Regions from separate parts of the Homo sapiens genome. Here regions 1, 3 and 4 are each linked to region 2. A link is a loop called in an ENCODE intact Hi-C map of the cell type or tissue named here. Cell type or tissue: A673. All regions are shown on one strand. Each heading gives the region's core, and the rest is flanking DNA. Links, peaks and the distances in the headings are about the cores only.

Region 1 (7,538 bases), core at 906-5,905, 820 kb before region 2:
TGGACGAAGCAGATCACAGGCCTCGTGTACTCTGTGTGCCCGTCACTCTGGGATGTGTGTGTGCCATCCAGGATGACTGCGCATGGCTTCCACGAGGTAATGCAGGTGCGGTGCTTCTCGCAAGACCGGCATGACATGAGAGCTGCTCAGATGGTTACTTAGAGCCCAGAGGAAGCACATCCTTCCCGAAGACAAGTGCTGGTGTGGGCGGCTCTGGAAAAATAGCAATAGCTACCTGCTGAGTCCTTGCTACCCAGACACTGCGGATCTTACATGGATCATCTCATCAAGCCCTCTCATCTAGTGAGACAGATGCTATTATCAGCAACACCCCCATTTTACTGAGAGCGGATTGTGGCTGAGAGGAACAGTACTCGGCCCAAGCTGGCATAGCTGGTGGGCAGTACCTCTGGGACTTCACCCCAAGAACTCTGATTGCAGAACACAGCCTCTCATCACCATGTTACCCTGGAAGCCACAGGAGCCCCGAGGTCTTATGGTTTCTACATGGCCTGCAAAGCCTCCTGAGGCTCAGCACCAATTCTTCTAGTTTCCCATTTATAGAGTGCTTAGGCATCCCACAAACACAGCCAAGCAAAACATGCATTTCCCACTGGATCATGAATGCAACACTATGGCTGGGAAGGAAGTATGATTATCCTCATTTTGTATATGAGGAATCTAAGGTTTAGAGTGGTTAAGTGACCAGCCCCAGGTCATACAGCCAGGAAATGACAGAGCAGGAGTTAGAGCCCGGGCTTTTCTGACTCCAAAGTCCATGCTCTTAGCCAAACCTCTGCTACCACCTCCTCTCTGTTCCTTGGCTCCGGGGCTGTTTACTGAGCACCTGCTCTGTGCCAGGCACTGTGCTAGGTATTGGCAAATAAATGCATACAAGGCAGACTCAGTCCCCATCTTCATGGAGTTTCCATTGAGCTGAAGCATCAGGAGATGAGATATAAGAATAAACCTGGGAAGCCGTGGACTGGAGGAAGTGGGCCTCCCCAAGCCCAAGGCCTGGGCATGACTTGAGTATGTGGGAGTGTGAATCCTGTGAACCAAAGTGCAAGGCTGAGGTGCCCATGGCAGTCACAATGCCACCTCTGCCAACTCGCCCTTCTCCAGCATGAAAATGTCCTCCTGCTTAAGACAGTTTACCAGTGTTAAAGTCCTTTGGGGAATTCCCCTGGACCCAGCCATTCCTGGGGCTTCCCCTCATCAAGGCCTTTCCCAGGGTTTGCATCCCATTTGCCTAAGGACACCTTTGTCAGCCATTCCTGATCCTCTAATTTGCATCACTTTCCTTAGGATGGAAAAATTAGCAAAGGGGAGGAAACTGCTATGTTGTCTAGTTGGGAACATTTCCAGGCTTTTCTAACCCATCTGCTTATAGGCAATGTCTGCTCACAGTTCCCATTTCTAATAAATATTTACCAAATTTACATACTGCATGTACAATTCAGCTCATTTATCTTTTTTGAATATACTCATCTCTTTTTGCTGTTCTTTTTTCCAGTTGAGCTTGCCTTCATTATAAAATATTTTTAAAATTAGAATTTTTAAATAAGTTGGCTTAAAAAAATCCTTGAAATACTCAAAGGTAAGCAAATGAGAAAAAGGGATGCCACAAATTTTCAATAGGAGGCTGAAATTGTCCTATTGCATGTGAGTGCTGTAATACTGATCAACACGAGTATTTGGGAAATGGACCTTTAGATAGATAAATTGATCATTAGGTGGTCTGGTCATTAGACTGATTGTCCCCAGGTCCTGTAGGACTTCAGTCTCAGAGCAGAGGGAAGGGGACAGTCAGCCCCATCTCAAGGCCTCCTTGCTTTGTGAACCTTTGAGCCAGGTTTCCTGGGCTGACTAAAGTCACTCTTTTGGCCCCTCTCAAGACAAGCCTTCTCTCCTTTCTGACAGGCTGAGAAAGCAGTGAAAGGCTTCTAGAAGGATCCCAGAAGCTGCCAGGGGTGAGGCTCCATGCCCTCTTCGGTTGGAACCACCACACAGTTAGGTCCAGGTTCAGCCGGGAAGGGAGAAGTGGTTTTTCTTATTTTTTAGGGCATAAACCTTTTTGAAAACCTTCCAGAAACTTTGGTGCCTTTCTCTGGAAACACTCACAGAACCCCCCCAACCCCCATGCACACAACACACATGCACACACAACACACATGTGCACACACAGGCACATGTGCACATGCATATATATGTGCACCCACGCACACATGACACCCATGCACATGTAACGCCCATGCACGTATAACACCCATGCATGCATAACACCCATGCACATACAACACCCATGCACGTGTACATATGCACAAAGCAATGCACACATGTACACACAAACACACACGATAGAACACAACATACATGCACATACAACACACGTGCACATACACACTGTACCCATACACATGAGTATGCACACAATCCATGTATACACAATACACATACACAGGACCTGACATAACATAACATTTTGCATATAATTTTAGGTAAATTTTGGAGTCCATTCCAGGCTATCCAGAGCCTGTGGATAGCCCTGGTCTGGGAGCCAGAAGACCTTGATCCAAGCGTCCTTTGCCTCTGACCCACACTGTGACCTCAGGCTTGTGTGGGCGGGGCCCTAGAGAGGGGAGGGCAAGCAGGGGAAGTGGAGAGAGAGACAGGGAAACGGGGAGGGAGAGATCAGGACAGGGACAAGGAAAGGGCGTAGGAATAAAAACAGAGATCAAGAGAAAGACAAGGCCAAGTGTGTGGTGCCCGCCTGGAATCCCAACACTCTGAGAGGCCGAGGCGGTGGATCATTTGAGCCCAGGAGTTCAAGACCAGCCTGAGCAACATGGTAAAACCCTGTTTCTACAAAAAATACAAAAATTAGCTGGGCGTGACAGTACGTGCCTGTGTTCCCAGCTACTCGGGGGGCTGAGGTGGGAGGATCACTTGAGGCTAGGAGGTTGAGGCTGCAGTGAGCTGAGATCACACTGCTGCACACCAGCTTGGGCCACAGACTGAGACCCTGTCTCGAAAAAAAAAAGGACAGAGATGGGGAGGACAGAGGCAGAGAGGAAAGGGAGCTACACAGAGATAGGCAGAAAGAAGGGGGACAAAGGGAGAGAGGCGGGGGTGGGGAGGGGAAGGGGAAGGATCTGCCATCAGGCCTTGTCGAAGGGCCCCCAGCCTGGCAGCCAGGATCACCTCTCTCGGGAGGATCGTGGACACATCTCCTACCCCTGGGCCTCAGTCCTGCCTCGCATAGCACGGGAGGGAGGACGTCCTGGGGCGGCTGGCAGGTTTGCAGGCAGCCACTTACTGGAGGAGACTAGAGCCGCTCCAGCCTGCTCCCAGCCAAGAACACCAGCCTGGCTTCCTGTCTTGGCTTCAGAGCCGAGCCCATTAACAATGAATGAGTCCCTGGGGGCCGAGGTGAGGAGGGGGAAAGGGAGGCTGGGTCTGTTCTGGGACCCATATCCAAGCTCCTTTTAAAGTCCCCTCGGGCTCCCCAGCCAAGACTTCTGCGAGCACCGTGACAAGCTGTAGAGAATTGTCCACCAGGGGGCGCTCAAAGTTTTTCTTTGTTTCTCTTCAAATGAAGTCTGCAGTGTTTGCGCTGTTGAAGGACAAATAGGCCCAAGGCTCCTTGTCACTCATTTCGCAGCTGACTTCACTTCCTTTGGATGGGGAGCATCTCACCGGGACACAAATGGGGCCGTGCAGTGTGCTCTCGTCTGGGGAGGAGGTATGGTGCCAGGTCTCTCCTCCCAGCACTGCTGGTGCTGGCTTATCTACAGAACCTTGCAAGGGAGCCCCCCAGCCAACCAGCCCAGTTCTCCCTGTCATTTAACTCCGCCCACGAATTCGCCCATGAGGAGCATCCGCAAGCTTACCCAGACACACCCACGCTTCTCTAAACAGGGCTGTTTTTAACTTACCCTGTAGCGGGACTGGGCTCAGCCCAGAAGTTCTCCAAGTCCAGGACCTCTTAGAGAAGACCCATCCACCCAGCACAGGAAAGCAGGCGGAGGCCCCAAGCGCCACCACCCATGGGAATCCAGGAGACTCGAGAACGAGAAGACCCACTGCTTGTCTGGTTTGGCTGTGATCTATAGCTGAGCTGGTCGGCCCCCTCGTTTAACAAGAAGACATGGCTGCTCTGGGAGGTTGGGGAACTAGATGGGAGGCACACCCTTAGGGGATGGAGCAGGGAGTACCCTCAAACCAGGCCTGCCCACTGCCCAGCTCATCCGCACGGCTCGGCTGCCTCCCCTGTGCCTGTCTGTGAGGGAAGGGACCATCACTCCTGGTCCCCGACATATCTTCAGCACCCAGTGAACTACATGCGCATGATAGGAGTTCAAGGGCTACTTACTTGATGAATAAGAAACCTTCAGAGGCCATATCATACCGTTTCAGAATTGCATATCTACAAGGGGAAGGCCTCATCCACTAGGCATCTTAGCGATGTTACTAAGGAGTTATATATTAGAGTTTTTAATAGCAAGCAAGTGGAAAAACATCAAGGTCAATGTCAGTGCTCTCAGCTGACCATGCCTTGGAGAAACCTGGTTGTTCAGACCTGGATGCCAAGGCCCCCGCCATCTGGGCCAGCTCACCCACTGCAGGCACGGGCCCACTGCAAAAGCAGGCTCTGGAAGCTGGGGCCACCAAGGCAGATGGAAAAGGCTGGGGACCGCCCCACCCCTGGAGGTGGACCTATGTGGCACAAACCTTATTCTGAGTTTCCTGGCATGCGGACACAGACTAGGTGTGTGTTAAGCCAAGGGTCCTGGATTGACTGCAGGAAAGCAGCAAAATGAAGTGGGAGAGAGGAAGGGCTACCCCAGGGAGAAAACAGGTCCCAAAGGCATGGGAAGAGGCAGCCTGAGGCACTGCAGGGGCCCTGACCTAGCGTCTGTATCATCCCCTCTGCTGCCAACTCCATGGGACTCTGGGCAAGTTGCTGAATGTCTCAGGGTTTCAGGACCATTGACTACCAAATGAGTGGGGTCAGACGTGCTCATCTCCATGATCCCTTCTGCTTTGACAGCCCGCCCCAGTTTGGGAAGCACTGGTCTGAATGGAAGCCAGGCAGGGCCTGGGAGTCTGCAGCCAATCCCTGACACCCCTCAGAGCACCCATGGATGGGGTGGGGGCTGGGGTACTCACAAATAGCAGCAGACACTTGTTCTCACGGACGGCCCCGCAGCAGCCCAGGAAGCCGAGCAGAAAGAGCAGGCCCCCCATGGCCAGGAGGATGTAGGCGCCCGTGAGGAGCAGAGGATTGGCAGCCACGATCTCCCGGAAGCCGGTGGGGTCCACCATGACCCAGATGCCGATGGCCAGCAGGCAGGCCCCGCCCAGCTGCTCGGGCCAGTGGAGGAGTTGGGAGGAGAAACAGGCAGAAAGGGAGGTTAGGCACTTCTGACCCACCACTCCCCTGAGCCAGCCCCAGGGTCAGAGGCATCAAGCACTAGGTGAGCCAGGCAGGAATTCACCTGCGGCGAGAGCCAGTGAGTCCCAGCCGCACCTTGAATTGCTTTTAATTTTTCTAGCTGCCGTGACCTTAAGTGCAACACGCATCCTCTAAATCCAATTTCCGACCCAAGCCCCACCTCGGGCTGTATCACATAAAGGCTATTTGCCAATTTTATCTTCTCTTGAAATGTCAGACCTGTAGGATTAGGAGGTCATCTAGTCCAACCCTCTGATTCCATACAGAGGGAACCAACAACTTGCTGAAGGTCACACAGCAAGTTCATGGCAGAGTCAGAGTTTGGTCGCAGGCCCCCTGACTCCAGCCTCAACACCCTAAACAAAGGTCCATGAACATGCTCTGAGTCAGCCCTATGCTGTGTTTGCACCACCCATGCTAGGGGCTGGGAAGACACAGACCAAGTCATCGTCATTGTCCCCCATGGGACTCTCAGTGAGGTTCCAACTTGAGAGTGGGCTCCCCACTCTCAAATCCATAGCTCAAAAGATTTCTTATTTATGTCTCCATCAACATGGGCTCTCTATGCCTTATTTATCTTTGGAAAGAGGCAGCGTAGTCTAGAGAGAGAGCTGTGCCACTTATTAGTTGTGTGACCCTAGGCAAGTGTCAAAATCTGTCTGAGCCTTTTAGCTTCCTTGTGGTCAAAAGAAGACTCAAACACCTTCATCCTAAGGCAGCCCTAAGGAAGAAAGGATAGAAGGCGTTTAGCAGATTTCAATAAATATCTGCTCCATTTTTCTTTTTCTTTCTTTCTTTCTTTCTTTCTTTCTTTCTTTCTTTCTTTCTTTCTTTCTTTCTTTCTCCTTTCTCTCTCTCTCTCTCTCTCTTTCTTTCTTTTTTGAGACAGTCTTGCTCTGCTACCCAGGCTGGAGTGCAGTGGCGGGATCACATCTCACTGCAGCCTTGACCTCCTGGGCCCAAGTCATCCTCTACCTCAGCCTCCCAAGTAACTGGGACTACAGGCACATGCCACTACACCCGGCTAATTTTTGTATTTTTCTATAGAGACTGAATTTTGCCATGTTGCCCAGGCTGGTCTCAAACTCCTGGGCTCAAGTGATCCTCCTGCCTTGGCCTCCCAAAATGTTGGGATTACAGGTGTGAGCCACTGCGCCCAGCCTATTCCATTTTTCTTGGGCACAGATAAGTATTAGAAGCAGATCTGTTGTGGGAAGAACCAAAGTTTGGCACCATGGGATTTGCGGGCTGTAAAGTATTTGAAATCCCTTTGTGTGGTGGGAGGACCGGAGGCCCAAGAGGCCTGTGTGAGGGTTGACAGCTGGGCGACAGGAAAACTGCTGGGCTTTGGCTTGGCTGAGCAGGACTGCAAGCTGAAGAGAGCTGATGGCTTTGGGCAAGGGGCATTTGTAGGCGACCTTAGGGCAGGAGTCCAGTGGAGAGGCCTGAAGGACCCAGCAGGGGAAAGAGAAGGAAAGACTTAACAGGCATGGCCAGCGACAGGGTTTCCATTTTTGCCATCTGCTGTGCAGTGTCTCTCTCCTTTTTTTTTTTTTTCTGAGACGGAGTTTCACTCTGTTGCCCAGGCTGGAGTGCAGTGGCACGATCTCGGCTCACCACAACCTCTGCCTCGCAGGTACAAACGATTCTCCTGCCTCAGCCTCCCGAGTAGCTGGGATTACAGGCACCCGCTACCACGCATGGCTACTTTTTGTATTTTTAGTAGAGATGGGGTTTCAACATGTTGGCCAGGTTGGTCTCGAACTCCTGACCTCAGGTGATCCACCCGCCTCTGCCTCCCAAAGTGCTGGGATTACAGATGTGAGCCACTGCACCCAGCCTGTGTCTCTCTCGTTGGTCTCCCGCACAACCTCCAGGAAAATCTGTGCCTCCTTATTGCTGTTGGAGATTTGGGGATTCAGCAACTGCATGCTAAACACTTCAAGGAGGGCCCAGCTCCATTTCGGGTGGGAACACTGGGGCTGGAGGAAGGATGAGCTGGCTCAGGGTCACCCGGCTTGGAAGGTGGTGACCTTGGGTCTAGAATTCAAGTCTGCAAGGCTTGAGGCTTTTTAGGATT
Region 2 (7,348 bases), core at 1-5,000:
TGACAGTGCTCCCGACTCAGGACACTCCAACCTCACCCCTGTAACACACAGAACCAATCCTCCCAAAACAGTTTTCACATGCCAAAGCACAGAGAGATGGAGTATCTCCAAACCATCATCCGAGGAAACAAGTCATAATCTCTCTGTCCAGTGAGACTGCTCCCTACCACCAAGAAGTTAAAATCCCCGGAAGATGACAGACTGAAAGGAATCTTCTACTAATGAAGGTTTATTCCATACAATACCATAACCTGGATCAAAACAAGAATTTCAGCCCTACAAACTTTATCACCTTGAAACACATCAAACCTGCCCCTGCAAAACACTGGAATCATCTGGCTAGCTGTCAAGCACTGAGTCACTGGAAAAGTCTTTTAACCCCAACCTATTGTGAGGATGAGATGCATTTTCTGTTCCTGGAATTATTTATTCCTAAAATTTGCCTGAATAATCTTTCCTTGGTGCTTCAGGTTATAGCCAATCCACTTAGTCCAATGTTTTCAGTCACAGTCTCTTGTCGTTTCAACCTTTTTATTTTTATTTTATTTATTTATTTATTTATTTATTTATTTATTTATTTTTTGAGATGGAGTCTTGCTCTGTCACTCAGGCTGGAGTGCAGTGGCACAATCTCAACTCACTACAACCTCAGCCTCCCAAGTAGCTGGGATTACAAGCGTGTGCTACCACACCCAGCTAATTTTTTTGTATTTTTAGTAGAGACAAGTTTTCATCATGTTGGCCAGCTGGTCTTGAACTCCTGGCCTCAAGTGATCCACCCACCTCGGCCTCCCAAAGTGTTGGGATTACAGGCGTGAGCCACCGCGCCTGGCCTCTTCTTAACCTTTTTAGAAAGGGCCTTACAGCTGAACTCCTGGGGCCACTGCCACACTGGATCTTAACCCAACCATTCCGAAAAACAGAGGAACCAAATATAAGCAAAAGCAAAAAAAGCCACAATTCATTGCCTTACTTGATAGGATTCTTTATAATTAAAGTTATGTTATGGCTAAATGCCCCTAAAAATTATTTTCAATTAAAAACAATGCCCTTTTAATCATGGGAATTATACCATAAGACAATGTGTGTCATTACATAATTAATATGTAAATCTTACTAAGCACTTACTACATGCCAGGGTCTGTTTTAAGCACTTTATAGTGTTAACTTATTTAATCTTCATAACAGCACTATAAGCCAAGCTATTATTACCCTCATTTTACAGATGGGGATAGTACAACAGAAAGTTTAAGTACCTGGCCCAATATTACACAACTGGAAATGCCAAAGCTAGGATTCACAGCATGGCAGTCTGGCCCCAAAACTGATTATCCATTCATACCCTCACATGCAACCAGGAAGTCGGGGAAAGTGAATGATGGAAACTGAATCATCTATTTTATTACAGTGAATAGCCTTTGAGTTCTGAAAGTTACAAACTAAGTCCAGTTAAAGTACATAGAGCACTTACCTGACTTACAAGAAGTTAAGACTTACAAGAATTTAAATGTACATATTTCAAGACCATATCTTCACATAAATAAGTCAAGAACCTTTCTAGATTAGCATTGCCCAATCAGTAACACCAAGCAATTCTTTGATTCTCAAAATTGTGTGTTTAGATCTGGTTCCCACCGAATGTAACAAAGCCCCAAACACCTCTGGACTTCAAGTTGAAGCCCAGAGCCAGTGTGCTTCTGGCCACCTAGTCCCGAGACTAACATGCCCCTGGCCCCGGCCCGACACACCCCCGGGCCACCTAGTCCCTGGCCTAACATGCCACCAGCAATCTAGTCCGCAGTCTAACATACTCCTGCCCCGTCCTGACAGGCCCCCGGCCACCCAGTCCCCTGCCTAACACGCCCCCAGCCACCTAGTGCCTGGCCCAACATGACCCCGGCCACCCAGTCCCCGGCCTAACACGCCCCCGGCCATCTAGTTCCCGGTCACCCAGTCCCCGGCCTAACACGCCCCCGACCACCCAGTCCCCGGCATAACATGCCCCTGGCCCCTTCCCTACCTCGTCCCACGGCTTCTGGCACCGCAAGGGATGCCGCAGGCCACCACCGGACCCTGAGGCGCAGGACATCCCCCTGGGAGGAATCAGATCCCTGTGGCTGGCGGGAAGGTGGCAGCAGGAAGGGAGGGGTCACGGCGGAGGGCGGAGGGCGGGTCGCAGGAGGAAAGGAAGGAGCGGACTGGGGGCGAAGGTTGGCTAGGAGAACAGGTGGGTACCAAGATGCTGAAAGCGCGGCCGCCGCCGGAGGAGAAGGAGAAGCAGGAGTGGAAATCGGAGCGCTCCAAAAGCGGGCAGTCATTGTCACAGCCCCGGCGGGGCTGGGGGTGGCCTCTCGCAGCCCACGGGCCTCCACGGAGCCTCCGCGCGGCCGCGCTCCCTCGGCCCTTGTCCCGACCCAGCAGCGGCCCCCGGAGGCCCGAGCCCTCGCTTCAGCGCCCGCCCGGCCGCCGCCCTGGAGAGCCGCGCTTACCTCGGCCACGGCTGCCTCCCGCTCGGCCCCGAGCTTGGTCACCGGCTCATGCCGCGGGGCGCGGGCCACCTCCGCCCAGGTCGGATCGGTCCGAATCGCCAGCCGCCACTGCCAGGGCCGAGTCTGGGCTGGCGAGCAGCGAGCGAGGGGCCGGTAACCGGGATCCGGGCCGTCTGACACCGAGCGCACTGCGCATGCGGGAGCTGCCGGGCCGCGCCTCCTGCTGGACAGGAGGAGTCCGAGCACCGCTGCAGTGTTTTCCCAGGCAGGCGCGCTCAGGCTCCGCAGTGAAATGCTCAGACAGCCTCATTCATAATTAAAGAATCCTTAAACCCAAACGAGACACCACGCGTTGCTTATAAAACTAACAAATATGTAGACGTTTTATTATAATCAGTTCTGGTGAGCGTATAACATTCCTGGAGGGCAATTTGGTACTATCCATCAAACGGAAAATGCTGGTACCCTTCATTCCAACAAGCTCTCTGTACGGAGTTTGCCCTATGGATATTCTCAACAATGTTTGTCAAAAAGTTCCATGACAGCATTCTTTCTAATCATAGCGAAATGCTAGACACAATCGAAATAAATTATGGAATTTGATTGATTTGAGTAATGTGAGATAGTGCAATATATTTGGGTAAGGAAATATCTCCAAGATATTAGTTAAGATCAAAGCGTAGTCCAAAACAGCGGGCAAGTCACTTTTAGGTAAACTATGCATATGCAAAAACAAGAGGGAGAAATATATAAAGTAGGTGCTTATATTCAGGCATGTGTATAACTTTTTTCTGGAAGGAATGCAAGAAGAAATGAACAGCTTCAGGTGGAGTAGTTGTCGAGGCGGAAATGGAAGCATTTATGGCGAGGAAAGGTGGCTCACGCCTGTAATTCCAGCATTTGGGGAGGCCTAAACGAGAGGATCGCTTGAGCCCAAGAGTTTGAGACCAGCCTGGGCAGCAGAGCAAGACCCCATCTCTACAAAAAATAAAAAGTTAACTAGGCATCGTAGCACACGCTTGTAGTCCCAACTACTTAGGAGGCAGAGGCAGGAAGATTGCTTGAGCCCAGGAGGTCAAGGCTGCAGTGGGCCGTGGTCGTGCCACTGCACTCCAGCCTGGGTGATAGAGCAAGACCCTGTCTCCAAAAAAAAAAAAAAAAAACGCATTTTTGTTTTGTATCTTTCTCTATTATTTACATGATTTAGCCCTATCCATGCACACTAAAACCGCTGTCATAAAGCAGTAAGTGGAAACTAAAAAATTAAATTAAAATTCAGAGCGATGTTATTGAGAGGTTAATGAAATGACCCCTGGGCCTGCGATGTTGGTTTGGTAGAGTTGTGGGTCTGGCTACAGGATCCAAATCCCTTCTGGTCCCAGATGTACTTTGGCGCCATCTGGTGGAAGTTGTCACTGATAGCTTAAATATTCAAAGTGATGATTCTGAGACTAGATACCTACAGAGGCTTCCGGCAGCAACCTCGATTCCAGGGATATTTTTGTGAGTTAATGCCTGCTTGTCACAGATCTAGGGAGATTGGGATGAGGACATTCTGGGGATGGGACACTCATGTTCTGCTTCCCCACATCCAAGGGGGCATTGCTCTGCTTTCCAAATCAAATCCCCCCTGCAAATGATACAAAATGTAGCACACACCCACCCCATTTGAGAACTGGATGGGTGGAGAGCAGTGACAATCACCACTGGAACTGTATCCAAATTTATCTTATCCCAGGGAATATTGTTTTCACTTTTTGAAATAAGTCAACAATAGCTATCTGGTCTGGAAGATTGTGGCCTCTTTTTTTCTTCTCCATATTTATCTGTATTTTAAACATGTATGTTTTTAATTAATCCTTTGTTCTTTTATAAAATGAGAATTTGCCGTGTTAAAGAACTGTGTGAGGCACAGCCTCACACAATGCTGCCTATCTTCTTCATTTTTTATAACCTTAAACTTGCCTAATGCCTGGCATATAGTTAATTGCTCAATAAATAGTTGTTGAATGGAGAAAGGATGCCTAGACACTGGGAGGAGCTAACTAGAAATAAGACAATAAGATTATTCAAAGGAGAAGGTAAAAAGTGGCATAGAAGCATATAAACAAAATGCTACAGAATTCAAAAAAAAAAAAGAGGTGACATCCAGTTGGAAAAATCTAGGAAGAGTTCAATCAACAGTTGATATCTTTGTTTATCCTGGAGGACACTTAGTATTTTGACAAGCAGAGAGGTGAAAAGGGCATTCAAGGCAGAGAAAGAAAGTCATGAGCATGTGTTAAAGAAGGAAAAGCAGCTGGGCAGAATGGCTCACATCTGTAACCCCAGCACTTTGGGAGGCCGAGGCAGGAGGATCACTTGAGACCACAAGTTCAATACCAGCCTAGGCAAAAAAGTGAGACCCCCATCTCTGCAAAAAAAAAGAGTAATAAATAAAAATAAAGAAGGAAAAGCAATCAGAAAGAGCAAGTGTTTTTCAATCCAGTGTGGCTACATTTCTAGGCATAGAAACCATGCAAGTGAGGGAGGTGGGAAAATATAGAAGATGTGAAATTAGAAGCTACATGATGCGAAAGTATCCAAGGATGACTTCAGGGAGGAGTGGGAAATAAATTATAAGCCAGGACCTGAAGTTTCTGAGAAGGCAGAAAAGCGTCTTAGTAGCTGGTGGTTGAAGGAGGAGAGGTTGTAGAAAGATACTGCTTTACTGAATTTGAAGTTACAGGGCAAAGCAAAGATTACACAGATACCCCCTTACCCAGTGAGTCAGGAAATATGAAAGTCAGGATTAGAAAGGGAATGGCTTTCGTGGAAAATAGTGTCATCAGGGGAAAGTGAGTTTCCAATTAGGAGAAAGAGCTGGTGTAGGGTTGAATCCCATATTTAGCACTTCCTCTAAATACAGTTGATTCTTGAACAACACAGGTTTAAACTTTGCAGATCCACTGCTGTGCAGATTTTTTTTCAACAAAAGTTACACCAAGTGTGCCTGCCTCTCCAGCTTCTCTTTCCACCTCTGCTACCTATTCTGCCTCTGCCACTCCTGAGACAGTGAGACCAACCCCCCTTCCTTCTCCTCCTTGGCCTACACAACATGAAGATGAGGAGGATGAAGATCGTTATGACTTCCACTTAATGAATAGTAAATATATTTTTCTTCCTCCTGACTTTCTTAATAACATTTTCTTTTCTCTTGCTTACTTTATTGTAAGAATACAGTATTTAATATATATAACATATAAAATATGTTTAATAGACTATTTACATTATCAGTAAGGTGTCCAGTCAACAGAAGGCTATTAGTAGTTAAGTTTTGGGGGAGTCAAAAGTTATACATCATTTTTCAACTGCTTAGGGGATTGGCACCCCAACCCCCACATTATTCAAGAGTCTACTGTAACAGAGATATCCAAGAATGGAAAAAGGCATATTCTCTAAAGAAAAGGGCTCCATAATATAATTGATCTGTGGGACCTTAGGTTGGCTCAGCTTAAAACAGCACTGGCAGGCAGCATGGTAGGCTAAAAAACACCTAACCAGGTGAAATATAAGGAATACCTTCTCAAGTGAATAGCTGAGCTTACGCACAAAAAAAAGGAAGGAAAACATCCAAAGTCAAAAATGAAGCTTAAATAATAGAAATGACATTGAAGCTACAACTATCTTGGGCATACAAGGCAGGAAGCTGATACAAAGAAACCCATAAAGCTAGGATCTTAAAGAATTACACCCAACAGGGAATACTGGAAAAAATTTGCTCAACATCCACCAAAGAAACTTACCTGTCTTGTCCAGGGAATGGAAAAAGAAGAGAGTCTCACTGATGATCTTTAACACGCATATCTTAGTCAGTTCGGGCTGCTATAACAAAAATACCACAGACTGGGTGGCTTAAACAACAGGAATTTATTTCTCCCAGCTCTAGAGGCTAGGAAGTCCAAGATCAAGGTGCTGGCCAATTTGGTTCCTGATGAGGGCTCTTTTTCTGGTTTGCAGAGGGTTACCTTCTTGCTATATTCTCATATGGTGGAGAAAAAGACCTTTCTGTGTCTCTTCTTGTCAGGGCACTAATCCTACTCATGAGGATTCCACCCTCAAGACCTAATTACATCCCAAAGGCCCCACCTCCAATAATCATCACACTGGGGATTAGGACTTCAACATATGAAGGAGGTGTGGGAGGGGATGAACATTCAGTTCATAGCAATCAAGCTTTATGACCATCTGGGGTTTGAATTTATACCACCAGCATGGTCTAGGAAGCTCCAAGCCAGGATAGTAACATACAGTATTCCCAGGTTGGTAGCACCCAAAGACATCCAACAGAAGGAAACATAAATCCCCTCTGGAGACCCACATCCTCAACACAAGCTACCTAGGATTCTGACAAATAAAACCCTGACAAATGTAAACTCACAATGCAGAACTATAAAGCATATGAGAAAACAAACCACCAGAAATCACAAACAGCAGAAATTTAACCCCCAAGAACTACATATAATTGAATTATGATACATAAATATAAAACAAGTATGTTTATACCACTCAAAGACTTAAAATGAAATGTAAAACATTACAAAGAAATAAGATGTTATATTTTTAAAAGACCAAGGAGACTGAAAATGTACTAAATATAAACATTGAAATTGAAAAGTCAATGCATAAGTTAAATAGTAGGTTAGAAACAACAACGATCGATCTGAAAGACAGGAAACGAATTAAATATAGGAAAGAGAAGTTAAGAGAGGGAGAGGAGAGATGAAGAAAATGGCACATATCTAAAAGGAGGGAATAGAGAAAAGGAGGTGAAGGTAATATCCAAGGAGATGATAGCTAAGAATTTTCCAAAATTGAGC
Region 3 (7,538 bases), core at 1,266-6,265, 210 kb after region 2:
CAGGTAATGACAATTTTTAAACTAAACAAGTACTCCCAACATATATATACATACATTAGTGAATCCACCTTTAAAAAATTCTGAGAGGTCGGGGTGTGGCCGATAATCACAACTATTAAAGGAAGCTGAGGCAGGAGGAGCACTTGAGCCCAGGTGTTCAACACCAGCCTGGGCAACATAACAAGACCCTATATCTAAATTTAAAATGAACATAAATAAAAATCTGAGAAAGGGTAGCTCTTTTTTGTTCAAGACAGTATATAAATGAACTAAATATATCACCAATAAAGGCAAAGTTATGAGCCAGCCAAATCTGAATTAAAGAATTCTAATTTGACCACATTATGTTGTCCAGGCTGGTTATGAACTCCTGGCCTCAAGCAATCCTTCCACCTTGACCTCCCAAAGTGTTGGGATTATAGACATGAGCCACCACACCTGGACTATTTTATTGTTACAGAAAAAAAGATTCTCTAGGTATATTTGTCTAAAATAACAAGATTGGAACCAAAACATGGGGTAGAATTATCAAGAATTTTAATATTCTTCCTGTTTATGTGCAGTTTCTAAATTTTCAATAAGCACATACTACCAACATTTAAAAAAAAGGATTGTCATAAATTATTTTGAAGAGTTGTCAAAATGTTCCCAAAATGTCGGACAATAAGAGGCTACTTTACTCAGCAGATCCTGTGTTTATTCCCACTGGTTCTTAACCAGGGGCAATTTTGCCCCCCCAGATGTTTAACAATGTCTTGAGTTGGTTTTGGTTGTCACAGCTGGGTGAGGGGTGCCACTGACATCTAACAGGTGGAGGTCATGCATACTGGTAAACATCCTACAATGCAAGGGATAGACCCACAAGAAAGAATTATCCAGCCCAAAATGGCAATACTACTGAGGTTGAGAAATCTTGTTTTAAAAGATTAACTAGAATGAATGAGAAAGAACTTCCCCACAGCCCATTTAATCCTCAAATTCTCTGCTATGACTACTGACAAGAAGATAAATTAACTCTGACAGAAACAAGGAAAGCAGGCTATGTTGGACTGGCCTAATTCTATTATCTCCACGTTTCAAAATCAACCTCAGATATAAAGGGTCTCGGCACTTCCCTGGCTCACATTCTAAATGCAGCCCTTGAAACCAAAGCATGCAGCTATCTCCTTACGTGAAAAGGCCATGTTCCCTCAGTCAATGTTTTCTCCCTGAAATTTTAGTAAAGTGGTAGCTTGCAATTACAAATTTCTAGAAGCTCTGAAATGTGTCACATTTCTGTGTATCCCAATGCCATAAGCAAAACTCCATTTTCTTCAAAGTCTCTTTCAATAAAACATAACATTATTTGCCAAAGGCAAGATTCCAGGAACTAAACAGGGAGCTATTTCTTGGACCTTAACTCTATCCCCTGGATGAGCTTAATTTATATACTAGAATATCTTCATCTACTTTCATGGAAATTTTTTAAAAGCAAAAGCAGCAGCAGAAACAAGCCAAAGCAAAATCAGACGGAAGTCTGAGAACTGCAGCCATAGAATAAATACAAAGTTAACAAGAAAAACATCAGATTTTTTTTCACAAATAGCAAAAGAGCCTGAGAAACAGAAAAAGGCATATTGACCTCACTCGTCAGTCATAAGGACTCAGCCCCACAGCAAATGCATACCAGGGTGTACACAGAAGGAATACAGCTAGAAAAGCTTGGGAAAGAGGGATATTAGGAGAAGAAATAGTTCATTTTCCTGAAATGCTAGACTCTGGTTCAGTTTACTCTAGTTCTAGTTTTTTCTCATCCTCTAGCACATGAAGGATGACAAGCACAAAGACTCAATGTTTCAACCCAGAGAGGTTTTTTGAACTAGGAACCAGCATGAATCTCTGCAAGGTAATTTGTTGTTATTTTATAGCACTCAACACATAGTATATAGTCTATAAAACCATACCAATGACAATATGTTGACATACGTGAGGATTTGGTTCCATAGTGATTCTTGAATAAGTGTAAGGAAGTTCTCCATACCATGCTGTAAGTCTTGGTTGCTGATAAGTTATATCTAAGAAAGAAAATACAGGCCTTTGAAATGGTTTAATGCTATTTAAGGTGTTACTACTGAGTGCCAACTTTGTGCCTTGCAATGTGCTATGAGAAATACAAAAGAAAAGTAAGAATGGGCTGTGACCCAAAGTTCCACCTTCACAGAAGATATGGGACTTTGCAAGTAGAATGGACAAGAGAAACCACTATGTTGGCAGACACCACATGGGCAAAGGCTCTGAGATGAGAATGTGGGTGACTTGCTTGTATTAGTGATGACATAAACAAGAGAGGGCAAAGAGTCACACTGGGGAACAGTGGGGCTCAGACTAGGGACGGTCTCAAAAAGCAGAATATGGAGACTGAACCCCTGTCTGCAGAAATTTGTGGCACCAACATCCATGTGAGAAACAAGACAAACTGCTCATTCATGTGTGCAATGTTGTGTAAACCTTTTTGATTCAAGGGAGGAAAAAGTGCCCTGACCAACTGTGGCATGCAGCTGATTTTCATCAGAAGGCTTTGATGTTCCAATTTAGAGAAGCAGTTATCCATAGATCTACTCTTTTTCCCATAACTGGTATCAGCCACAACAATAAGAACAATAATAATAATAATAATAGCAGCAGCTAATACTCACTGAAGGCTTACTATGTACCAGGCAATCTCATGCGTTATCTCATTGTATTAACACAACCACCTTATAAGAAAGACATTGTTATTAATTTAATTTTACTGATAAGAAAACCAGGGATCAGAGAGTTACTTAACTGTAATTTGCTTAAAATTAACAACTACTTTGAATGAAAGAGCCAACAATCAAAGCCATGTCTGTCACCAAAAGCCCTGCTGCAGAAACTGTGGGAGTTGAGAGAAGGCTGTCCTGAAGGCTGAGAGAAAGCTGACTCCTATTCTGATGCATGAGTAACAAAAATGAAGCCAGTACAGTTGGTCTTTCATATCTGTGGGTTCCACATCCACCATGGATCAAAAATACTCAAACCATGGATCAAAAATACTCAAAAAATATATAAAAATTACAAATAACAATACCACAATAAAAAACAGTATAACAACTATTTACATAGCACTTACATCGTATTAGGTATTATAAGTGATCTAGAGATGATTTAAAGGATACTAGAGGATGTGCATAGGTTATATGCACATACTATGATAGTTATTTTATTTTTTTTTGAGACGGAGTCTCACTCTATTACCAGGCTGGAGTGCAGTGGCGCGATCTCGGCTCACTGCAACCTCTGCCTCCCGGATTCAAGCAATTCTCCTGCCTCAGCCTCCCGAGTAGCTGGGACTACAGGTGCGCACCACCATGCCTGGCTAATTTTTGTATTGTTAGTAGAGATGGGGTTTCATCATGTTAGCCAGGATGGTCTCGATCTCCTGACCTCATGATCCACCTGCCTCGGCCTCCCAAAGTGCTGGGATTACAGGCGTAAGCCACCACGCCCAGCCACTATGATAGTTTTTATGAAAGGATTTGAGCATACATGAATTTCAGTATCCACAGGGAACAATCCCCTGTGGATACTGAGGGACAACTATATATACTTTGCCTCTTTACAGAAAATTTAAATTCACTCAATGTGCCAGAAAAAAATTCGATGCTAGAGTACAGACGCCCCCAAGTGACCGCCTGTGGTATAACAGGCACTGTTGGCTTGTGGATGCCCGCAGAGATTCAGGTTCCAACTCAGGTAACAAACTGCCGTGTCACTTTTACAAGCTCAGGAGAGTACAGATGCTGAAGCTAGAGGAGACTGGACTCTTCTGGCAAAAGTTAAAGAAGAATACAAAGTCAGCAAGGAGTGTGAAAGAATGTATGCAAAATAGGATAAGAAAAAAAGAAAGCTCTGTAATTTTCTATGAAGAAAGGAAAAAGTTGGCACCATTTGAAGCAAGTCAGTGAACAAACACAAAAGGAGATAAGTATGTCAGCCATAGTTCAGCCAACCAAATTTCCTTTGGTTCCTTGAACTCTCACCTCTATCCTCCTGCCATGTTCTCTCTGATCTCTGGGCCTTCCACCTGCTGTTTCTCCTGCCTGGAATACTCTTCCCTGTCCTTTTTGGCTAATTCTACTTTCTTAGGATCTCAGGTTTTGAATTTCTGTTTAAGACTAGCTTTGGTGAGCAGAAGTGATGGTACTAGGAAACATTCCAGAGAGGGAGAACACGCAGCACCAACTGTGACCTCTGGGATCTACTTACCCTCTCTGATGCCAGTCCTCTGTTTCCAGGGAACATCTTGACAAAGCTGTTCCAATATCCAGTCAGCTTCTTTCACGTCAACAAAGCCAGGATACAAACAGACCCTGGGTGCAGAATGAACATTGTTAACCAAAAAACATGGAAAAGATAAGTTAGACTCTAAATGTTAGTGGAAACAGTTAATCTGGATGCAGCCTCTAATGGGTACATGAAATCATCTTACCACAGCTCCCACAGCAAGCAGAGCCTAACATCACCCAGGTCATGAGGCTCCAGATATAAAATAAACTCCTTTCATGTTGGGACAAATAAAAGAGGCAATGAAGGATAAAGGGATGATAGGTGAGGGCTTTTATAGATCATAATTCAAACAGTATTTCAGTACTGCTTAGCTGTGAAACCCTGGGCAAGTTACTGAACCTCTCTGAACTTTGGTTTTCTCATCTGTAACCTGAGATGACATCAACCTCATAGATTCACTGTGAAGAGTAAATAGAATAATAAGTCCAGGCACAGTGGCTCAAGCCTGTAATCCCAGCACTTTGGGAGGCTCAAGCGGGTGGATCACCTGAGGTCAGGAGTTCGAGACCAGCCTGACCAACATGGTGAAACCCCGTCTACCAAAAATACAAAATCAGCTGGGCGTGGTGGCGCATGCCTGTAGTTCCAACTACTTGGGAGGCTAAGGCAGGAGAATCGCTTGAACCCGGGGGTGGAGGTTGCAGTGAGCTGAGATGACACCATTGCACTCTAGCCTGGGCTACAACAGCAAAACTCCATCTCGAAAAAAGAAAAAAAAAAGAATAACTAATAAAATGCCTGGCCCTGTTTTATTTAAACAATTGGTAGTCTTCTGAGACTATGCTAATTCTAGGAAAAGCTACAGCTCATTATGACTGTATCAAAATAAACACAGCTAATGAGGGTTCTTTCTCCCACTGAATATGTGTTTATTTCAACAATGCCAACGCAGCTCAAAATAATTTTGGATATCTTTCTTAAGATACCTTCTGAAAGCCCACGGAAGATTCTCTTAAACTGCCTTGGTAGCAAATCTTCACTCTTTGAAGGTGCATCTGATTTTGTGAAAGAGCCAAAGCTTACCTGAAGCCGTATCTAGTTAACAATGAGATATGACCAAAACAATAAAACTGGTTTTCTTGAGTGACTTGCTTTAAAATAACAGTTCCAAAAAAGGTTATAACCATGGCAGAGCCATTGTTCCAGCAGAAGCTCCTCTGAAGAAATTCATCTAGATGTGTAAGTTCTATTTGTTTTAAATGTCTCATTATTTTATAGTGACAATTAGTATACTCATGCATTAAGGCGATGTTAATGTTTCAATGTTTTTAAATGTTTTTAAAACAATGACTAATGCCTAATATACCCTAAATAGTATATGCTTTAACTACTGAAATCTATCCTAGGCCACGTATGGTGGCTTACGCCTGTAATCCCAGCACTTTGGGAGGCCAAGGCGGGCAGATCACTTGAGCCCAGGAGTTCAAGGCCAGCCTGGGCAACATGGCGAAACCCCATCACTAACAAACAAACAAACAAAAATACAAAATTAGCCAGGTGTGGTGGCGCACACCTGTAATCCCAGCTACTCGGAGGCTGAAGTGGGAGGGTGGCTTGAGCCCAGGAGGCAGAAGTTGCAATGAGCTGAGATCGTGCCACTGCACCCCAGCCTAGGTGACAGAGCCAGACCCTGTCTCAAAAACAGAAAGACTGCCAGGCGCAGTGGCTCATGCCTGTAATCCCAGCACTTTGGGAGGCCAAGGCAGGTGGATCACGAGGTCAAGAGATCGAGACCATGCTGAATAACACGGTGAAACCTCGTCTCTACTAAAAATACAAAAAAAAAAAAAAATTAGCTGGGCATGGTGGCACGTGCCTGTAGTCCCAGCTACTCGGGAGGCTGAGGCAGAAGAATGGCGTGAACCCTGGAGGCGGAGCTTGCAGTGAGTGGAGATCACGCCACTGCACTCCAGCTTGAGTGACAGAGTGAGACTCTGTCTCAAAACACAAAACAAAAAAAAACAAAAAAAGAAATTTACCCTAGTGTAGCAATTTGTAACATTATACACAATAATCTACAATATGTAATATACATGAAGTATAATAATATAATGTAGCACTCACAGCACAGAAGTCCAGGCTAGGCGCAATTCTAATGTCAAGTTATTATGTGGCACTAAGAAAAAATATTCAGGCCAGACGTGGTGGCTCACACCTGTAATCCCAGCACTTTGAGAGGCTAAGGTGGGGCAGGTGGATCACCTGAGGTCAGGAGTTCGAGACCAGCCTGACCAACATGATGAAACCCCATCTCTATTAAAAATACGAAAAAAGTAGCCAGGCTTGGTGGCACATGCCTGTAATCCCAGCTACTTGGGAGGCTGAGGCAGGAGAATCTCTTGAACCCAGGAGGTAGAGGTTACAGTGAGCCAAGATAGCACCATTGCACTCCAGCCTGGGCAACAAAAGCAAAACTCTGTCTCAAAAAGAAAAAAATATTCAATCTTCCTAGGTCTCATTTCCTCATCTAAAAAACTTGGGAAATAGCAGCTACTATATCTGACAGAAAGGTTAGGAACTATACCTGAAAATATTTTGATGCTAGAAATACTAATAAAAAGGAGATATTATCAAATTTTTGCTCCCCAAGAATTTAAGGGGCAGAAGTTACCTATTTGAAATAAGGGAGTAGACTTTTTTAAACTTTAAGTTTGGGGTACATATGCAGGTTTGTTATATAGGTACGCTTTTGTCATAGGGGTTTGTTATACAGATTATTTCATCACCCAGGTGTTAAGTCTAGTGCCCATTAGTTATTTTTCCTGTTCCTCTCCCTCCTCCCACCCTCCACCCACCGACAAGCCCCAGTGTCTATTGTTCCCTTCTGTGTGTCCCTGTGTTCTCATCATTCGGCTCCCACTTACAAGTGAGAACATGCAGTATTTGGTTTTCTGTTCCCACGTTAGTTTGCTGATGATAAAGATCTCTAGTTCCATCCATGTTCCCGCAAAGGACATGCTTTCATTCCTTTTAATGGCTGCATAGTATTCCATAATGTATATGTACTACATTTTCTTTCTCTAGGGGAGTAAACTATTTTAAGAGACTATAACTCAGTGATAATTACGGTCACTTCTTGTGAGGATTTGCTTACCTAGATACACCTGTGGGTGACAGGCTGATTTCATACACACCCTCTCTGCTAAAGAAACAAAGGAAACAGACTTGTTAGTTTGAGGCAAAACAATATG
Region 4 (7,538 bases), core at 1,620-6,619, 440 kb before region 2:
GAGTGTTCACAGGTCAAGAGCTTTCAGCTTTACAAGAATAATAACATTTAATAACAGATAATGAGGAGGAGGATGGTAATAGAAATGGTAATGCAATGGTAGCTGTAATGGAGATAGAGATCTGCTGTTTCTGATGGTGATGGAGTTGGTGATGGAGGAAATGGTGATAGATAGTTGTTAGAGTTGTTATGAGAATGAAAATGGTGGTGTTACTAGTGACACTGATGGTGGGAGAGGTGGTGATAACATTGATGGCAATGATAACAATGCTGATGATGGTATCTGATGAGAATTATGTGGTTGCTATGGTGATGAGGATGGTAATGGTGTTTGCTATGGTGGTGATGATGGAGATGGTTGCTATGGTGATGACGATGGAGGTGGCGGTTGCTATAGCGATGATGATGCAGATGCTGGTTGCTACAGTGATGATGGGAGTGATGACTGTAGTGATGAGAAGAATGGTGAAGTGTGATGGTGAGGTAATGAGAGGTCATTATGGTGATGATAATGATGGTGGTGGTGGTGATAGTGATGATTGTGTTGCTGATGATGGTGGTGATCCTGATGACAACAATGGTAATGCAAGAATGGCATTGACATTGGTGGTGTTAATAGCGATATCGATGGGAGCTCTTTTTATGGCTGGATATAGAATTGTGAATCACTTCTCCCTGGTCATGGATCACCTTTTCTTCATGAGATGACAGCTAGATTTATAATTCCAGATCTGATCTGTTCAACAGTTCCTGGACTCATATATGCATTTTTATGTCTCATCTCTTCTCATGCAACCACATGTGGAACTCTTCTTCCCTTTAGCATCTGCCCCACACCTGTTCCTCCTGTCATCCTCATCTAAGTAAGTCACAGCACCATTCATCCACGGTGCAAATTCTAGGACATACCCTTGGTTCCTTCCTTTGACATATCTTCCCCATCCACCCCGATTTCCAGCCCTTCAGTAAGCCCAGCCACCTCTACCTTCCAATGCTTTTGATCTGCCTCCTTCCACCCTTTTGTTCCAAGTCACCGTCATCGCCCTCCTGGCTTAATGCAATCATCTCCTAACTGGACAACTCAACTCCCTGGTTTCAGTCTTTTTTATTTTTATTTTTTATTTTTGGAGATAAGGTCTCACTCTGTTGTCTGGGCAGGAGTACAGTGGTGTGATCACGGCTTACCGCAGCCAGCCTCCAACTCCTGGGCTCAAGTGATCCTCCCACCTCAGCCTCCTGAGTAGCTGGAACTACAAACGTGCCACCACACCCAGATAATTTTTTTTTTTTTTTTTTAGAGACAGGGTCTTGCTATGTTGCCCAGGATGGTCTCCTGGCCTTGAGTGATCTTCTCACCTGGATCTGCCAAAATGCTGGGATTATGGGCGTGAGCCACCACACTTAGCCTGGCTTTCACTCTTGCCACCCTACAATCCTTCTCCTCTCAGCAGTCAGAGTGATACTTTACAAATGCAAATCAGACCTTATCATGTTTCTGCCCCAAACTTTCCTACAGTGTTTTATTGCCCTGGACAAAAATCAAAGCTTTTTTTTTTTTCTCTAGGCATGTGCTCTAACCCCCGCCTAGTTGTCTGACCTCCTCTCCTCTCATGCTTCAGTCACACTTTCTGTTTCTCTAATGCCCCAAGCACCTTCCCACCTCGGGGCCTTTGCATCTGCCATTCCCTCTGCCAGAAACACTCAGTTCCTAGATCTGCACAGCCAGTGGCAGCGTAAGAATTCAAACCAGCTGGGTTGGCCTCTCTCAGCACATTGCTTTGCTTTATCTGCCCTATGATATTTATCACCATCTTCATCTTATTTACTTATTAGGTCATTATTAGACCCCCTCCCACAACAAGAGTGTAAGCCTCATAAAAGCAGGACCTATGTCCTTGTTTCCCACTGTGTCCCCAGCATTGAGAACAGTGAATAGTAGATGTTCTACAAATGGCTGTGAATAAATTGATTGGCTCAAGAGACAAATTAGACACATACCTCACTCCAAGTAAGTTAAAAATCAAGCTTATGACCACGTGATCTCCTCAGTGAACACAGATCATCCTTCCTCCTCTGCTCTTGTGCCCTCTACTCCCTCCCCAGTTCACCTCCCAAATCTGATCACAGCTTCTGGTTTGAGTTCCTTGCTCCACCCCTAGAGTAACCATTGCAACACATAAATCTATTTTCTTCTGCTCCTCCACCTTCCCAAGATGCCAAGAGGAAAGAAGCGCAGGGGGAAGAAAGTGGCCCCGGCCCCTGCTGTCATGGAGAAGCAGGAGACCAAGAAAGTGGTGAATCCCCTCTGTTAAGAAAAGGCCTAAGAATTTTGGCACTGGACATCCAGCCCAAAAGTGACCTCAGCCGCTTTGTGAAATGGCCCTGCTATATCAGGTTGCAGCGGCAGAGAGCCATCCTCTATAAGTGGCTGAAAGTGCCCCCTGTGATTAACCAGTTCACCCAGGACCTGGACCACCAGCTACTCAGCTGCCTAAGCTGACCCACAAATACAGACCAGAGACAAAGCAAGAGTAGAAGCAGAGGCTGTTGGCCCAGGCTGAGAAGAAAGCTGACAGCAAAGGGGACATCCTCACTAAGAGACTACCTGTCCTTCAAGCAGGAGTCAACACCGTTACCCCTTGGTGGAGAACAAGAAGGCTCAGCCAGTGATGACTGCATGTGAACAGACGTTTGGTTGCCAGCCTGCTGCTTCCCGCAGAGAAGAGTGTGCATGCTAGGCCGATCACCTCTCAGCAGGTAGCTTGGAGACAATGGGCCTAACCATTTTGAGTAGCACTTGACATGACGAGGATCCCATCGAGCTTGTTGTCTTCCTGCCTGCCCTGCATTGTAAAATGTGGGTCTCTGATTGCATTATCAAGGGGAAGGCAAGACTGGAACGTCCAGTCCACAGGAAGACCTGCACCACTGTTGCCTTCACACAGGTTAACTCAGAAGACAAAGGAGTTTTGATGAAGCTGGTGGAAGCTGTCAGGACTAATTACAACGACAGATATGATGATATCCGTCGTCACTGGGGAGGCAATATCCTGGGTCCCAAATCTATGGCTTGCATTGCCAAGTTGGAAAAGGCAAAGGTTAAAGAACTTGCCACTTAACTGGGTTAAATGTACACTTTCATTTTCTGTACATAAAAATCATTAAAATGATACAAATTCTCCTTCAAAAAGAATTTTCCCTCTTCCCTGCTTAAGACCTATCGATGTCATGCATGCACTGATTTCCACACTGGGGTCGGCAGCTTTTGATGGTTCCTTAGGAATCCAGAGGAGGTGGGGGATGGGCAGAGCAAGTGTGGTTCCTAACTTCACATCCCCCCAACCCCTACTGCCAGAGAAGCCTTACTTGTACCAGGTGTACAGAGAGGCAGTCCCATAACCTTGAGATGAAGGTCAAGGCTTCAAAGCCAGGCGGCCTGCATTCAAAACCTGACTCTGCATCTTTCAAGCTTCATGACCCTGGCCAGGTTACTCGCATTCTTTGATCATTAGTCTCCTCATCTGTAAAGCGAAGCTAATGTTGTACCTGCCTCCTAAGGGTTGTTGGGAGGAATAAATGAGTTCATTCAAATAAGGCGCTCAGGACCATGCCTAGCACACAGTAAGTGCTCGCTAAGTGTTGGCTACTATTGTCAATTACTTTTTTTGATTTTGCTTTTGGTTTTCTTGGTGACAGGGTCTCACTCTGTCACCCAGGCTGGGGTGCAGTGGCGCAATCTCAGCTCACTGCAGCTTTGACCTCCAAGGCTCAAACAATCCTCCCACCTCAGCCTCTGGAGTAGCTGGGACCATAAGTGCATGCCACCACACTCCGCCAACTTTTGTATTTTTGGTCGAGACGCAGTTTCGCTGTGTTGCCAGGCTGGTCTCAAACTCCTGAGCTCCAGCAATCCTTCTGCCTTGGCCTCCCAAAGTGTCGGGATTACAGGTGTGAGTCACTGCACCTGGCCTATTAACTACATTTTCACACAGGAATTTATTTCCACTGATTAAAAGCGGGGAAAAAGTGAAAACCATTGGTTTTCATACTTTACATTGCAATTATTGCTATGCACCTTCTATATTTGGCTGGGAATCTCTTGTGGGGTAAAGACCAGGTTTCATTCAGTGTCTCTGACACCTTGGAGATGCTGCATCTAGCAGGCCTTCAATAAACACCCATCAAGGGAGAAAGGAAGCCAGGCAGTGAATGCGCCCCTGGCCTTAGCATGTCGTGCTCACTTATCTCCAGCAGGTGTCGCCCTTGTCTCTGAAACGGCCGTCTGGGCCCTGCTCACTGCTGTCCAGGCCCACTGACGGTCCGATGAGACCTGAGGACGCCGTGGGACCAGCAGATCCGAGTTGTTCTGCGTCGGGGAGGAAGGAGGCCCTGGGAGAGGTGCGAAAAACCTCACCAGAGCAGGCCACAGGCTGCTTGGAGCCTCCAGGCTTGAGTTCTACTCCCAGCGGGGGACACCAGGAGCGCCCATTTCCTCTCTGAGCCTTGGTTTCCTCCCCTCCAAAGCGGGGGCAATCCTGCTACGACGGGACATCGGGATGTTGTCAGGCCACACCTGACAGTTGATAGGCGTTGGATTTGCGGTTTTGTTTCTTTGTTTTTAAGTTGCACCTCCCAGGGAAGTCCAGGGGCATCTCCAGACTTCCCCAACACACGGATTCTGCCTCTCTGAGGGACGGCGAAATGAAAAACTCAGCAGCCTGGAATTCTGAGAAGGGAGAAACCAGGAGTGAAGAACACATGGAGCTGCGTAGGTTCCTACGGAAGATGCCAGGAGAGCCAGTGGTCCAGGGAGACCACACCTTGGACACACTCTTCTGCGCTGGCATGAGCACATCCGGGTAGGCTGCAGGTCTCTTTTCCTCAGAGGCAGACGCGCTGGAGTTACATGGATAGGGAGATGGAGGTGGCGCTCCTCTGTCACCGCAGTCCCCTCAGCCTCCTTGGCTGTGGCTCAAGCAAGTCCCTTCCCCTCTCTGGGCCTTTCTCTCTGTCAAATGGGGCTGGCCTGAGTCGGGCATTTTCAGGCTTAGCAGTAGAGGCCTGACTCTGCCACACCCAGTGGGGAAGACAGACACGGAGGCAGACAAAGAAAGCCGTTGGAGCCTAGGATGACAGGACAAGGACCTCACTCCCTTGGCCACCCCTCCACTGTGGTGATCCTAAGTGGCTCAAACCATGGGCTAGCTCTCCAAGGCTCTTTTTTTGAGAGGGAGTCTCACTCGGTCACCCAGGCTGGAGTGCAGTAGCGTGATCTCGGCTTACTGCAACCTCCGCCTCCTGAGTTCAAGCAATTCTCCTGCCTCAGCCTCCTGAGTAGCTGGGACTACAGGGATGCGCCACCACACCCGGCTATGGATTTTTTGTATTTTTAGTGGAGATGGGGTTTCTCCATGTTGGTCAGGCTGGTCTCGAACTCCTGACCTGGTGATCCACCCGCCTTGGCCTCCCAAAGTGCTGGGATTATAGGCGTGAGCCACCGCACCCGGACCTACAAGGCTCTTTCTAAGCACAAGTCTTCATGACACTGCAGTCCTCTTCCCGGTTCACCTCAGCTGTCCTCCCACAGGCCTCGCCCCACATCCCTAGGCCTCCAGGGATGTCCTATCTCCCTGACCTCTCCCCACACTCACAGGCCCAGGGAATGTGAGGTTTGGAAGGGGGCCCACGGAGGGGGCTGCCGGCTTCATCTATCACCGGGATGGATGGGGAAACTGGTCCAAGGTCCCATAACTCCCAGGGCAGAGCTAGGTCCTCCCTGACAATCTGCACCCCACCTCTGACCCTCAGACAGAGCCTCTCTCCAGGCCTGCATGAAAGCGGGCCAGATGTTCGTGGGTGCTGGGCTTAGTGTCAGGGCCAGCGGGAGGCTGGCCCGCCCCACAAGGTCGCCGCCCTTGCACTTCCCCTCCCAGCAGCTAATTAGCTCCAGGCCAGGTCCACCAGAGCTCCCAGGATGCTCCTGAGCTGGGACCTCACCCCGCCTGCTGAGGTCACAGCCCCCCCTGCCCGCCCTTGCTTCTCTTCCAGGCTCATCTCTCGCCCCTCAGACACCCTCCTCCTTCGCTCCCCTTTCATTCCACAGAAGAGGGGCAAGAAGCTCCGAGTCGAGATCACACAGCAACACAGAGGCAGAGCCCGGAGGAGACCTGCCCCAGTTCTCAGCCCAGCGCACCCACCCTTCCCACCCGCGGATGGTAACCCGCAGGGTGGGTGACGGTTCTACTCCTGTCTCCACCACCTCCCAGCTGCGTGACCTTGAGAAAATTACTTCCCCTTTGTGACCCTCAGTCTCTTCATCCCTAACAGGGATAATAACAGTCGTTGATGATAGGAATATAATCATCAACAATATTAAATGTCCTCAACACGTGAATATTAAATGAGATAAAATGTATAAGCACCCAGCACCTTACATACATATTGCTAGATCCTTTCTTTTCTCTCTCTATCTCTTTTTTTTTTTTTTTTTTTTGAGACGGAGTCTTGCTCTTGTTGCCCAGGCTGGAGTGCAGTGGCATGACCTCGGCTCACTGCAACTTCTGCCTCTCGGGCTCAAGCAATTCTCCTGCCTCAGCCTCCTGAGTAGCTGGGACTACAGGCACCCGCCACCATGCCTGGCTAATTTTGTGCGTTTTTGGTAGAGACGGGGTTTCACCATGTTGGCCAGGCTGGTTTCGAACTCCTGACCTCAAGTGATCTGCCTACCTTGGTCTCCCAAAGTGCTGGGATTACAGGTCATCCCGGAGCTTTCCTGAGTCCTTGTGGGCTGCCCCTCCTCCCTCTTCTGCATCATAACATTCTCTGGCTGAGCTTTTCCTGCAGGCCTCATCACTTGCTCCCTGTGTCCAGCTCGGGGCCAGACACAGGTGGTGTCCATCTCCCACTCCCATCTCTGCCTGTCCTCACTACATCATGTCCCTCCTGAACCAAACTCCTTCTCCAACTCACTGGCCAAGGAAAATAATAATAATGACCACAACAGCATTTATTATGAAAGCTAACATGTATTGAGGACTGACAATCCAGTCCCTATTCTAAGCACTTTTTTGTATTAGCTCATTTAATCTGTCCCCATTTTACAGATGGGGAAACCGAGGCACAGAAAGATTTAAGCAGTTAGCCCAAGGTCATACAGTTGGGACACAGTAAAGCCAGCCTTCAGCCCCAGCCCAGGCCAGTTCCAGTGCCTGGCCTTTTAGGAAGCCCTTTTGCTATAGGCAGGGGTCCACGTTAGACATAGCTTAGCTCCCCCTTCCTGGACAGCACCACGAGGCAACCCAAAACTCGGGACCCCAGGCAAGGCTGAGCATTGCACAACCCCAGCAGGTACCATTTCATGGAAGGCAACACAAGGAGCGCCCCCAGGAGTTGTACCACCCATTGGCCTAGCCCGGGGTGAGCGTTGAGGGTCCTCCTGCCCTGCCCAGACTTCTGCCGGCTTCTCCTGTCCTCACTGGAATTCTGCCATCTCGCAGCTGCCTTGGGAATTAGCTGTGCCCAATCGGCTTGCAGGCTATT

Evidence for each region. Hi-C counts contacts between places; a loop is a spot of excess contacts. Peaks named below come from ENCODE experiments on the same cell type or tissue, not always from the same donor. Only the 100,000 strongest peaks of a DNase experiment are listed, where the experiment ranks them.
Region 1: a loop joins it to region 2, with 4 times the contacts of the local background. A loop is called at or near these places in 7 of 110 quality-filtered maps.
Region 3: a loop joins it to region 2, with 8 times the contacts of the local background. A loop is called at or near these places in 8 of 110 quality-filtered maps.
Region 4: a loop joins it to region 2, with 9 times the contacts of the local background. A loop is called at or near these places in 78 of 110 quality-filtered maps.

The regions. Positions count from the first base shown.
Region 1 is chr11:44,907,534-44,915,071 of GRCh38, reverse strand. It overlaps TSPAN18 (tetraspanin 18), which reads right to left. Exons shown (of 10, transcript NM_130783.5): 5 at 5,173-5,367. Among named protein-coding and RNA genes, the nearest start is that of TP53I11, 40 kb to the left of the region's middle. RefSeq lists an enhancer at 3,209-4,065. In A673, for the core only: CTCF peaks have their summits at 3,338 and 3,541 (motif pointing right); a DNase peak (open chromatin) is centred at 3,551.
Region 2 is chr11:44,090,994-44,098,341 of GRCh38, reverse strand. EXT2 (exostosin glycosyltransferase 2) reads right to left here and starts at 2,664. Exons shown (of 14, transcript NM_207122.2): 1 at 2,490-2,664. RefSeq lists an enhancer at 1,708-1,757 and a silencer at 2,178-2,797. In A673, for the core only: CTCF peaks have their summits at 2,733 (motif pointing left) and 3,882 (motif pointing left); DNase peaks (open chromatin) are centred at 1,321, 2,261, 2,711 and 3,871; H3K4me3 peaks cover 2,257 bases; H3K27ac peaks cover 1,234 bases.
Region 3 is chr11:43,886,557-43,894,094 of GRCh38, reverse strand. It overlaps ALKBH3 (alkB homolog 3, alpha-ketoglutarate dependent dioxygenase), which reads right to left. Exons shown (of 10, transcript NM_139178.4): 5 at 7,442-7,489; 6 at 4,267-4,370; 7 at 1,966-2,054. Among named protein-coding and RNA genes, the nearest start is that of ALKBH3, 9.5 kb to the right of the region's middle. In A673, for the core only: a CTCF peak has its summit at 3,685; a DNase peak (open chromatin) is centred at 3,674.
Region 4 is chr11:44,535,368-44,542,905 of GRCh38, reverse strand. It overlaps the pseudogene RPL7AP79. Among named protein-coding and RNA genes, the nearest start is that of CD82, 27 kb to the left of the region's middle. RefSeq lists enhancers at 2,505-3,111, 6,960-7,482, 7,483-7,538 and a silencer at 4,222-4,281. In A673, for the core only: a CTCF peak has its summit at 4,240 (motif pointing right); a DNase peak (open chromatin) is centred at 4,275.